2 separate regions of the Homo sapiens genome follow, and region 1 is linked to region 2. A link is a contact called in ENCODE Hi-C data. All regions are on one chromosome and are shown on one strand. The core of a region is the stretch at or near the end of the contact, and the rest is flanking DNA. Distances in the headings are between cores, read along the strand shown. Region 1 holds the start of SIDT1 (SID1 transmembrane family member 1). Region 2 holds the start of ZBTB20 (zinc finger and BTB domain containing 20).

What was found. Hi-C counts contacts between places; a loop is a spot of excess contacts on that map. Pooled maps may share reads with other maps.
Region 1: a loop to region 2 is called in a map of CD8-positive, alpha-beta T cell, with 3 times the contacts of the local background. The contact joins the promoter of SIDT1 here to the promoter of ZBTB20 in region 2. A Hi-C loop is called at or near these places in 3 of 168 maps with a recorded cell type or tissue (CD8-positive, alpha-beta T cell and naive thymus-derived CD4-positive, alpha-beta T cell), 4 of 37 single-sample maps with no recorded cell type and 9 of 50 pooled maps.

The regions. Positions count from the first base shown.
Region 1 is chr3:113,528,003-113,533,938 of GRCh38, forward strand. It overlaps SIDT1 (SID1 transmembrane family member 1), which reads left to right and starts at 4,553. Exons shown (of 25, transcript NM_017699.3): 1 at 4,553-5,241. The coding sequence starts at 5,020. RefSeq lists enhancers at 3,945-4,164, 4,185-4,374, 4,515-4,844, 5,315-5,444 and a silencer at 5,115-5,164.
Region 2 is chr3:115,142,864-115,148,757 of GRCh38, forward strand. It overlaps ZBTB20 (zinc finger and BTB domain containing 20), which reads right to left and starts at 4,425. Exons shown (of 12, transcript NM_001348800.3): 1 at 4,356-4,425. RefSeq lists enhancers at 3,101-3,210, 4,941-5,150 and silencers at 3,891-4,160, 4,471-4,640, 5,201-5,420.

The DNA of each region.
Region 1 (5,936 bases), core at 3,303-5,802, 1.6 Mb before region 2:
TTGTAGAGAGAGAAATCCTGCAGGTCTCTTTCTGCATCAGTTCAATCAGTCTTTGCTATCCAATATCTGATGTTTCAACCAACATATGCACAAATTGATATAGGTCAGGTACTCCTGGGTCATAGGCACCCAAAAAAATTCCAAATTATTCTACAACTATTTGCTCTTCTTTTTGGGTTTAGGGAAATCTTCAGTGATAGCTCTTAATTCATCTTGGGTTCAAGGTTTAAATTCTACAGTTGCCTACATACCTAGCTCATGGAAGGGATGCATCCTTAGAAGCAAATGGCATTTTGAGTTTTAAGAGGACTGTTGGGGAAGAAGGTGGTCTGCATGAGAGGAAGGCAAGGAAGGAGATGCAGAAAAAGAAATATCAGAAAAATAAAGACGAAGAAGGAAAACTGAACATAGAGTGATAACTGGAAACCAAAAAGGAGTAGAATTTACCAAGGAAATAATTCTACTTTGTTGTTGTTTAAGTCATCAGATTGCTCATTCACTTTAACCAAAGAATCTTATAGTGAAGCAATTTTAGAACTGAGTTTTATTTGTAGACTTTTGCATACCAATTAGAAAATTATCCATTACATCTGATAAATCATTTTCTCTTTCTTTTCTAAGGTGCTTCTCAGATAATTGTTTAAGTCCAGTGTTTCCCAGCATGGCCATTGAAAGCCCAAATAATCTTTGGTGAAATTATGCTATTTAGAGAGGTGGGCACTAGAATTAGAATTAGAATAAGTATATATATATAGGAAAAAGGAGTTTTTCCTGTAGGAGTGGAAAAATCTGACTTAAATGGTCCCATAAGAGCTGGCAAAAGTTAAAAGTAAAGCTTGTGTACTTTGTATCTTGAGCCCCCAACCTTGAGGATGAGTTGCCTCTAAATGCACACCTGACAATGTGTCTCCCCAGGCAAGTATAACACCAGAGAGAATGCTCTTTCTGGATCAAAACCAAATTCTCAGAACAAAAATCTAGATGAGAGGATAATCTTATCTAGTTTTATTGGTAACCCACAGCAAAGTTTGTCCAAATGAATGCCAGTCAAATGAAAACTACATTGGTCTGGGAGGACAGCTCAAATTAAAGGCTTATAGGGCCTATGCCTGTGTTCTACTCTATGACAACACTTCCAGATTGCACAATGCAAAACAGAAGCAGAAAAGAGAGAAAACAGAGATGAAAAGGAATAGCCTGACTCCACCAAAGATGCCAATCAAATGGGAAGTGATAACAAATCCTAGGTACCAAAGTGAGACTAAATAGCCAAAGAACTCAAAATCAAAGAGCAGAGTTCAGAACCAGTGCTGACCCAATGTGTCAATGCAGACTCAACTGTGTGCAGTGAGGCACAAGAAGCCTTGGTGGGTACTGCACCTGGCAGAGAACTGGGATCCATGGTGACATGCAGTGCAGACAGTATCTCTGTGGAAACTTCAAGAAAACTACAGAAACAAGTGAAGCTCACACAAATGAAAACAAACAGAGGCTAATTATTCAGAGCTTGCTCTAGCAAGGGAGTTGACCACCATCACTTCTGCTTAGTAGAGACTCAAAGGCAGGAAGGGGAGTGAGAAAACTTCATAGTTATAAAAGGGGAAGGTTTCAGGTATGCTCTGACTGGATCTTGCTGTTGGAAGCTGGAGGCAGGCTAAGTAGGAGCAGGGCATTTTGTGGTTTGGGAAGCATATTTAACTTTCTCTGATTGATCCTAAGTTGGAAGCAGGGGCAAAAATTGGGGAAATTGACTCATTGAGCAAGACCTAATTCTTTTGGGCCATTTGCTGCAGCAGTTGTAGTTTGATTTCTTGGACTGGTTGCTGCTAAAGTGTTTTTGTTTCCTGAGCTGATTGCTGCAGAAACTGTGGGTCAGAGTTAGTTGTATTGCTATTTATGGTCTGGCCATTGCCCACTTGCATATTTAGTCTCTCACAGTAGAATCCTGACATTGTAGATATTAAAAAAAAAAAACTGCCTTTAAAATCAAAACAATTGAACTCATGGAGAAAGAGAGTAGAAGGATGGTTACCAGAGGCTGGGAAGGGTAGTGGGAGAGCTGGGGGAGGAAGGTGGGGATGGATAATGGATACCAAAAAATGGAATGAATAAGGTGTAGTATTTGATTGCACAACAGGCTATAGTCAATAATAATTTAATTGTAAATTTAAAAATCACTAAAAGAGTATAATTGGGTTGTTTGTAACATTATGGATAAATGCTTGAGGTGATGGATATCTCGTTTTCCATGATGTGATTATTATGCATTGCATGCCTGTATCAAAATATCTCATATACTCCATACATATATACACCTACTAAGTACCCACAAAAATTTAAAATAAAATTCCTTTTAAAAATAAAGAAAAAAACCACCTACCTAATGGACCACATTTTATTTTTTAGCTATTGAACTAGCAGTCACACCATAACAGTATTTGTTCATTCAACACTTTAAACTTTTTAATGTACTTTCAAATACATCATTCTCCCTTTTATCCTTACAACAACCTTGTGATCCTGAGAGGTTAATTACTTGAGGTCACTGAATGACTTTTGGCTAGAATAAGGATTAGATAATATTACAGAGTGACTTGTAATATATAACTCAAATTGTTAGGTATAGATAATCCATACAAATGGCTTTAAAATAAATATTTTGGGTTTCATGCTATGATGAAGGATCTGTTCCATTTGCTTCCAATTTAGTTGCGTAAAGTTGAGATAAAATCTTGAAGGAAGGGTCATAGCACCATTTAAATACCCACAGGTCTGTCATGTGGAAGAAGTATTAGGTTTATTCCTATGACTCCAGAGGGCAGAACTAGTACAAGTGAGTAGAAGACAGGCAGATTTCAACTAAGAATATGAAATGTCTTTCTAATAATGAGACACTTGCCCCCAAAAGAAGGTGTTGACTTGTGAAAGAACCAGTTCCTCATCTCTTATAGTGTTTAAAAAGAACGCCATAATAGAACTCCATAATCCTAGAGACTCCTTTAACTGGTCACACCAGCTAACCTCCAGGACCTTCGTAGATTTCAAGTTTATGAAATGTTGTTGAACTTTGAAAAGAGGCACAGATATTTTGAATACAACAGTTTAAAGTCATTCAAATTCTGGATGAAATTATTTCGTTATGCTCCTCAAAAACAGTGAGTTCTATTTGAAGTTTTACCCCCAGACTCTCCTTTGAATTAGTATTTTTGCCCATATACCCATATATTTTCAAGAAATTTCTTTCTTTCCTTCCTTCCTTCCTTCCTTCCTTTCTTCCTTCCTTCTTCCTTCCTTCCTTTCTTCCTTTTGAGATAGGGTCCTGCTCTGTCATCCAAGCTGGGGTGCAGTGGGGTGTTCACGGCTCATTGCAGCCTCGACCTCCCGGACTCAAGCAGTCCTCCCAACTCAACTCCCAAGTAGCTAGGACGACAGGCATGCACCACCACGCCCAGCTATTTTTGTATTTTTTGTAGAGATGGGGTTTCATCATGTTGCCCAGACTTGTCATGAACACATGGCCTCAAGCTAGCCCACCTCCCACTTCAGCCTCCCAAAGTGCTGGGATTACAGGCATGAGCCACTGCACCTGGCCAAGAACATTCAAAACTTTAAAACTGAAAATTGTCCTAATAAGGAGTCTACTAACTTAATCTTCCATCAGCATTGTTTTCTGATTTCACAGAAAACTTTACAACAAATGTATTGCATTCATTCTTGATGTTTTAAGAAATTAAAGGAATTAGACAAGGTAAAAACAAAAACAAATCTATCTCTTTAAAGATGGCAAGGACTAGGATTTTAATCTGTAATCTTAAATTTTTGAAAAAGATCTTTTCCTTCTTAATGACTTCTTTTTAAATGGTCCTTCAGGTTGAACACAATTACATTCTTTTATAGTATACAGTAATGAAGCTGAAATAAAACAGTGAGTTCTCTTCCACACGTAAATTGTGATTGTTCAATGTTCTGCAAGGTCTTCTGATGGCCCCATTCTCACCCTGCTCCTTACCTGCCTCTTTAACTCTTTAAATCTAATCCCCTAATTTTTATCAGAAAAGTATTTCCTTTTTACGATAGGCTGTGGTTTCTGCCTTTAAAAAAACAATCCTGGGGTTTCTCTCAGAATCTGGAAGAAGTCATTGCAATGGTAAAGTAGGTAAGAGGCTGGGGTGGAAAGAAATGCCTTCTGCATAAATCTAGTTAGTCTGAGTCGTTTTTTGACAACTTCCGGGACCAGACTTCAGGCAGTGCTGGAAATTGTTCTCTTTACCATATCTTTTTTTTTTTAACTGTACATATTTACATACATACACATATGGTGAGGGAGAGAACGTGATGACGTGAGACTCTCCATGGAGAGTAGGAGGTAATAAAGAAATAAAACAGGTGTCTGAGGAGAGGTTCTATTAGAGAGGGGAGAATAGAGAGTAATTATCGTTCAGACAGGCAAGAGTTCTCTGCAGGTAGCAGCCTGGGAAAGCGAACTCGCGCACCCTCTTGGGGGACGGGCTCTTTTGCTTTCTATTTCTTCTCCTGCAGCCAGGGTGCACACGTATTTGAAACAGACCGAATTTCCTCCTCGATGTGGCGTCAGGTTGACTTTTCGAGACTAGCGGGTATTTCTTTTTAATGACTCCAATGCCTTTTTATTATTGCTGTTATTGAGGTTGAGGGAGAAGAGATCGGTCTAAATTCTGGCTGGGTAAGTGGGGGGATTCTCGGCGATGAGAAACGGGGGACTTAGAAGCCGGAGGAAAATCAGCAGCCCCACATCTCCACTTCTCCAGTCCGCCCTACTCTCCACCCGTGACCTCCAGTGGAGACCCCAGGCGGCAGCATCAGTATTTGATCGGCCCTTCGTCAGCACGCTGCCAGCCCTGGCCGGCTGGGTTCGCCAGGCATCACCCGCTCGGCTCTGAAGCGGACGCCTGGCCCTGCACCGGGCTTTGGAAGGACCCTCTCTGCGCTCGCCCCCTCCCCAGGGTGGCTCCGCTTTCGAGCCCGGGCGCGGTGCCCACCATGCGCGGCTGCCTGCGGCTCGCGCTGCTCTGCGCGCTGCCCTGGCTCCTGCTGGCGGCGTCGCCCGGGCACCCGGCGAAATCCCCCAGGCAGCCCCCGGCACCGCGCCGCGACCCCTTCGACGCTGCCAGGGGCGCCGATTTCGATCATGTCTACAGCGGGGTGGTGAACCTCAGCACCGAGAACATCTACTCTTTCAACTACACCAGCCAGCCCGACCAGGTAAGACACTCGCTCCCCTCGCTCGACTCCTAGAACTTGCCAGATCTCAGAGCCCCGTCGCTGCTTTGGAGTCCCCTGGGAATTGACCTTGGGAGACTTCGGGGACCAGGGGACTTTCTTTCCCTTTCTCCTCCGAAGCAATCGCTGCCCTGCCCTAGCTGCCTCAACACGCCTCGGGGACAACTCTGCTTCGCCTCGCGCCTCTCCTGGCCTGGTCAAGGGCATTGCTGGGCTTTGCAGAGGCACCAGTTCCCCGCACCGTCTGCGGGTCCTGGGTCCCTGCTGGGTCTTTCTCCAGGAAAGTCCTGATTTCTAGGGTTGCGGGGTGTGGTGTGGAGTGCGAAGAAGAACCGCACCTCGGTTCCTAATCCCCTGCAGGGAAGAAACCTAATTTCAAGTGGCTGATTCAGCCAGACCCTTCTATTTCATAGCGCATGGGGAGGGAGAACTGCTCAGAATCTAAAATGGAAATTGTGTGAAAATGGACGGAAGCTGCAGAACCTCTGTGCATTCAACAGTCACTTCCTGCGTTTTTGTGCCATTGTCACACGTTGTGCTTCAGAGACGCCAGAAGACCTGGGCAAAGACGTGAGAACTGCAGCCATCAGCTGATCAATCCAGGTTTTGATTTTAAATAAGGATGGATAATTGTGTGAAAGTTCTAGACCTATTTTTGACAAAAGTTGAGGGAAGAT
Region 2 (5,894 bases), core at 3,175-5,674:
AGATCTAATGTAGGTATAAGCGTGACAAACCCTCCACGGCACAGGATGGGAGGGCTGGAGGAGGGAGGATTGTATTAAAAAAAGTTATTCCACTTAAGAACTAAACTTGTATTTGGCTAACAAAGTAAGACTCACCATGACAGATGGGAAAAAAAATTAAAAAGGAAAAACTGTTATTTGAGAACTATGAACTAGGTTTTGGAAAGGTGAGACACCCACTACTTGAAGTCACAATCTCAGCATTAAATCATATACTCATTTAACCAGGTACCAACTTTCCTTCTATTAGAAACCCAGGATTTTTACACCTACAGACTAAATGATTAAAGTATTGCTAAAATCTTCTGTAATGTTCCTCTTGCATTACAAATAAGTCTATTAAAGCAGAAAAGTGCCAATCAAATGCTTTTGAAAAAATGGTTTAAATAACAAAGCATTTTTTGCAGGTCTCTCCTCTTTAATGTCGCCTATAAACTAATTACAATAAATTTTCACCTTCTCTTGATAAAATCACAACTGAAACTAGGCATGGTGGCATGCACCTTAGTCCCAGCTACTAGGAGGCTGAGGCAGGAGGGCGGATCACTTGAGCCCAGGAGTTAAAGTACAGCCTGGGCAATAAAAGGAGATTCCCATCTCAAAAAACGAAAAAGAAACCCAGAACTGAAAAAGATTTAGGTACTTGATTTTTCAGATATGTTCCTAAAAACAAATCCCAACCAAAAATTAACAGATATTCTAGCTTTTGTTTTACCATACTTTGCTAACGGGATAATACTATGTAGGAATTTTATAGTAACTTTCAAGACACAAGATTTTTTTAATATAAAGCAACGTTTTATTAATTTCAAAGACATTATTAAAATCATGAAAAAAATCCCTATCTGTTAAAATTACCAACTGAAATATATGGAGAAAGTTTCATGACAATAACAAAAGGTACAAATAAGAAATAAACTAAGATCTTTCTTTCCTATCACTGCCAACTGGTAAACACCTTCCTCCTTCTCAAACTTCTGTAGGCTCTTTCAAACTGTAGTTCCTAAGACAAGAAAGCAGCTAGGTTTTAAAGTTTCATTAAAAAATCTCCTCCCCTAACAATCTAAAATGCACAAAGTGTGTGTGACATTAGAATGTAAGCTCCACAAGGGCAGGCAATTTTCTCTCTTGTTCATTATTACACTCCAAGTGTCTAGAACAATATGATAAATTTAACCATCCATTTCAGAAAAATATGATTATTTCAGAGACTAAAGCAAAGCCCATCAATCTCTACTTCCGTATTCCAAATGTTTTTGAAGAAGTCTCTGCTTGCCACTGATTCTGTGAAGTTATTCAAAATAATATGTAATTATTTTATAAATTATAGATCGCAGGAACTTAGCTGTAGCTTTTATTGCCCTTCTAAAACAACCTAATTATTCAGACTGGCCTTTTTTTCTAGAAAGTCCAATTTACCTAATTATTCAGACTAGCCTTTTTACTAGAAAGTCCAATTTGTCTAAAAAGTCTTCTGAAAACTTTCACTAATGCAACAAAAATGATTCGCTTAAAATATTTTTTCCTTAGATTTTCTTCCTATACCAAGTAGTCAAATTCTTATTAACAGGACAACAAGAGGAATTAGATGTTTGCGGGCCTCAAAAACTTTCTGATCCAATTATAGAAGAAACTGGCATCACATCAACTGGTAGTTCTAAACACCCCCTTCCCCAATTATAGCCCTCACATGAAAGTTTCTCTTTCCTCTAGTATTCCATTTAATCTCGTATTTTCTTTTAGTAGCTAGTCAATGTACACATGACCTATATGTGCATTTTCTTGGTTTTGTAGTAATCTTAAAACACGGGCCTAGATGGGTAAGCATAAAGACTTCTTCCTGGAAATGGATAAAATTTGACAATTTTTAACCTGATACTTTCTTTAGCTTGTTAAAATTAGGACCTCACCGTGAAAGGGCATATTGCTGTGGAGGCTGGTAGGCAGCAAACTTGTCACCTGATCTTCATATGCACAAGGCCTGTATTCCACTGGTCTATAAAATCTGAAATCATAAAACCAAAAATATCCAATTGCCCAACTCACTGAGCAGCTAATATAGTTCTAGAAATCTCACTTTTCTTCTTCTCACCTGTTTACTTCAACACCATGTGTCCCCAAACCTAAGGCCCTCCAAAATTGAGCTCCATAAAAATCAAAACCCCAATCTTGAAAATTAAGCCTTGAGTACTGAACAGTTACATCAGCAATTCCTCAAGGGCAATTTCAAAAGCTTTCCTGGGAGACTACTGGAAAGATGGCACAGGGATATCACCATGCACTATGTGTGCAACAACTTTGATATATTCTAAGAATCACAAAGAACAAAGGCATGAAAATCAATGTAATTTTTTTTCTTTCACTAGAAAAATACAGATTCTTCATTTTAAAGCAAAAAAGCAAAAAGTAGCCACATCTTGACTGGACAAACTTACAGTTGACCCTCAGTATCCATGGGAGATTGGTTCTGGGACCTCTCTAGGAAACCAAAATCCACAGATGCTCAAGTCCCTTACATAAAATAGTGTAGTATTTGCATTTAACCTAATCACATTCTCCCACATACTTTAAATCATCTCTAGGTTACTTATAACACCTAATACAAGTAAATGCCATGTATTAATAAATCGTTGTTACACTGTATTGTTTAGGGAATTGTGGCAAGAAAAAAACTATATATATTCTATTCCATCTATTCCCCCACACCCAAAATATTTTTGATCTGCAGCTGGTTAAATCCACAGATGCAGAACCCAGGCACAGGAAGGGCTGACTGTATGTGACCGGGAGTGGAGGGGGATCTATATAAATATTTCCACAAAATAGCAAAGGGTACTTGGGATTGGGAGCATGAACAGAAATGAAAACAAACCATTATAAATTTAAAGATGACTGGTTATCACTTAAATTTAGTGTCTACAGCTATTTATTTATAAAATGGTAATTGTGTTTTAAAACTTTCAATGGCAACAAGTTACAACAGTAACTTCAGAATAGCGTTCACTTGAAAACATTGGGTGAATGGCCTCTATAATTTTTTTAGCTGAAATGTATACACCGCCACGCAGTGAGGAAACTTGACTTTAGCACCCTTTTGGTATTTTTAATAGAAAAAACAGTGGAGAAGATTTTCACATGTCTAGAAAGGTAACATGTTCAACTTAGGTTTGGCCAATGCTGATTCTGAGGACAGTACTACACCCGCAAGCTTCCAAACTACTTCCTGATTCATTCAGATTTTCATTGGAGAGCTGTCATCCTGCTACTGACCTCATTCAACCCAGTTCGGAGTGAGAGATCAGCGGATTACCGCGCTAGGTACCGTAGCTGTACGCCATATTGTGTTTTTCGCTAATGTTTAGTTTGTGTGTGTGCCTAGCATATGTTTGTGCAAGTGTGTTTATCAATAGAACTTTTAGAAAATCCCTGCCTCCTGCCTCTTCAGCATCCTTAAAAAGGATAACAGCTGGGGGCGGGGGGTGGGGGGAGGACCCAAAAGCCACACAGACAGGAATACATTAAACAGTGTACGAGAGACGGCATTTGTTTTAAACTTTCAAGAACCTTCCAACCATTTTTATATCAGGAATCAAAAAGTGTTAACATGTTTTAATGTTTCCGAAGTGGCCCAAAGAAGAGAAAGAAGGAAAGGTGTGTCTTCCCTTCCCAAGCCCCCTCCTCTCTAGTCGTAGAAGCGAAGCAGGCGGGGGCCGGGAGCTCCGGCGTCTGGAGAGACATCCAGCGGCTGTGGGGCCAGGACACCTCCTGCCCCCCAGTTCTCTGAAGACGCTCCAGAGACCGCGAGAGCCACGGCAAGCGGGGGAGGGCGAGGAGGGAGGGGGCAGAAGACAAGCGGGCGCCTCTAGCAGCTCCTGAGCCCCGGCTAGTCCCCCTCAGCTCCTCTTCTTGGAAGCAGCGGCTCCAGGCGCAGGGAGTAGAGAGAAGAAGGCAGAAGACACGTTTCCAGCTGCGGGACGTCCCGCCCGCCCCGCCACCCTTCGACCCTCCCGCGCCTCCCTCCCACCTCCCCGCCGGGTCGGGCGAGGCAGCCGCCGGGCGCTAAGAAGGGCGCCGGGGGAGGGGGCGCGGGCGGGGCGGGGCGGGGCGGGGCGCGGGGGCGCGCGCGCTCATCCAGCTCAGGGCCCGCTGGCTCGCCGCTCTGTAACTCGCTCCCCCAACCCCACCCCGCTCCCCTCCTTCCCAGTCCCGCCGCCCCCCACTCCAGGCGCCTCGCAGACGCCTCATCCCCCTCGGCACGCACACACTCCTCCCTCTCTCCCGCCCGTCCCACAACAAATTAGAGTTTGTGGCATTACCTCCTCGCGCTCTTTAATCTTCTTTCCTCAACTCCTAAACTTCCCCCCGCCCCTACTTCTTCGGCAGAAGGCCCACATTGGACGCTTCACTCCGCGAACCCTCTATCTCTCCCCGCTATAGGATAGCTCTCACGCCAATCTTGGCTTCAGTGAGCCAATGAGAATGGGACGCCCCTCGTGAGGTTGCCGCCCATAAACAAAATGCACTCTTCCTTCTCCCCTCCGCCCCCCCGTCCCCGCCCCTTTCTTCCTCTTCCCTCATCTCTGTCACCTTCGATTGGGCTAAAAGAGGCCCAATCCGCTATCTCAAACATCCATTGGGACGCGGAAACTTCGCTCAGAGAAGTATTAACAGGCGATTGGTGGACAATCCTTCCACTTCGCCCACCCCCACAACCCCCTCCCCCCGCCGCACCTTCACCCTTTCTGAAAAGGTCAATCGTATCTCGTTGTTCAGTGATCCGGGAGGTGGAAGGCTATTGGTTCAGGGAGCCCGTCAGACCGGACTGGAGTGAGCCATGATTGGTCGACACAGGCGCAATCAGGTTAGGTTGCTTACTCCTCCGCTCCTCCCTCCTTTTCCTCCACGCCCCATCTCCCCCACCCCCTACTGCTTTTACTTTCTACGCATTTCTATTTCCTCCTTTATTTATTTATTTGTGATAAACTTAAATGACCCGGCGACGGAGGCGGTACTCTAGGAGAAGGCTGAGGATGACGAGCGGCGGCCTGGGGCCAATTGCCGAGAGGGCTGCGGGGTGAGGGGCAGCGGCGGTGGCCAGTGAGAGGCAGGTGTCTGGAGCGCGCTGGGCCTGTGGAGCCGGGATGCCCCAGCGGAGGCGGCGGTTACCCGCTGTCTGGCGCGGCGAGCTGCGCCGGGGGAGCCGCGGGAGCGGAGAGGGGGGTGTCGCTGTCTTGGACAGCTGAGGCAGCGGGATGGAGGCTGGATCCCGGGCGGTGGGTGGGAAAGCCGGAGGGAGGGTCTGGCTGGCGGCAGCGCGCAAGGCCGCACCGGGTCACGCTTGATTCCCGCGGAATGGGGCGCAGGTTGCCAGACCGGGTCCCCAGTGCTAGGGCTCAAGGAAGAATTTGTTCATGCAGAAGATTTAGAAAAATACTATGTAAAAGAGTTTGGAGTAAGCCTCCCTTAATATAAATGAGATTTATTATCCTGCCGGAAAAAGCAGATTATGTTTCTTATTACTGAACGCCTGAAGTACCAACGACTCAACCAGAGCCCACAGAATTCAATATCCTGGGTGGTAAAAGGAACAAATAAAGCAACACGGAAAATTAAGTGTGGTTCAAATGCTTCAATAAAATCTTCGTCCTCAACCATTTGTCATTCAACATAGCACTCCCCAGAGCCAAATTCTTACCAAATATTGGTCCAGTACTCAGGCATTGGAGAAAAAAATGAGGCTGAAGTCCAGCAGGAAGCCCAGGATAGATTCCTAAAAAGGATTTCTTACAAGGGCCAAGATGGGAGGGTTGGGGAAATCGCTTTTCACTATACAAAGAAAAAAAAATAATTACTGC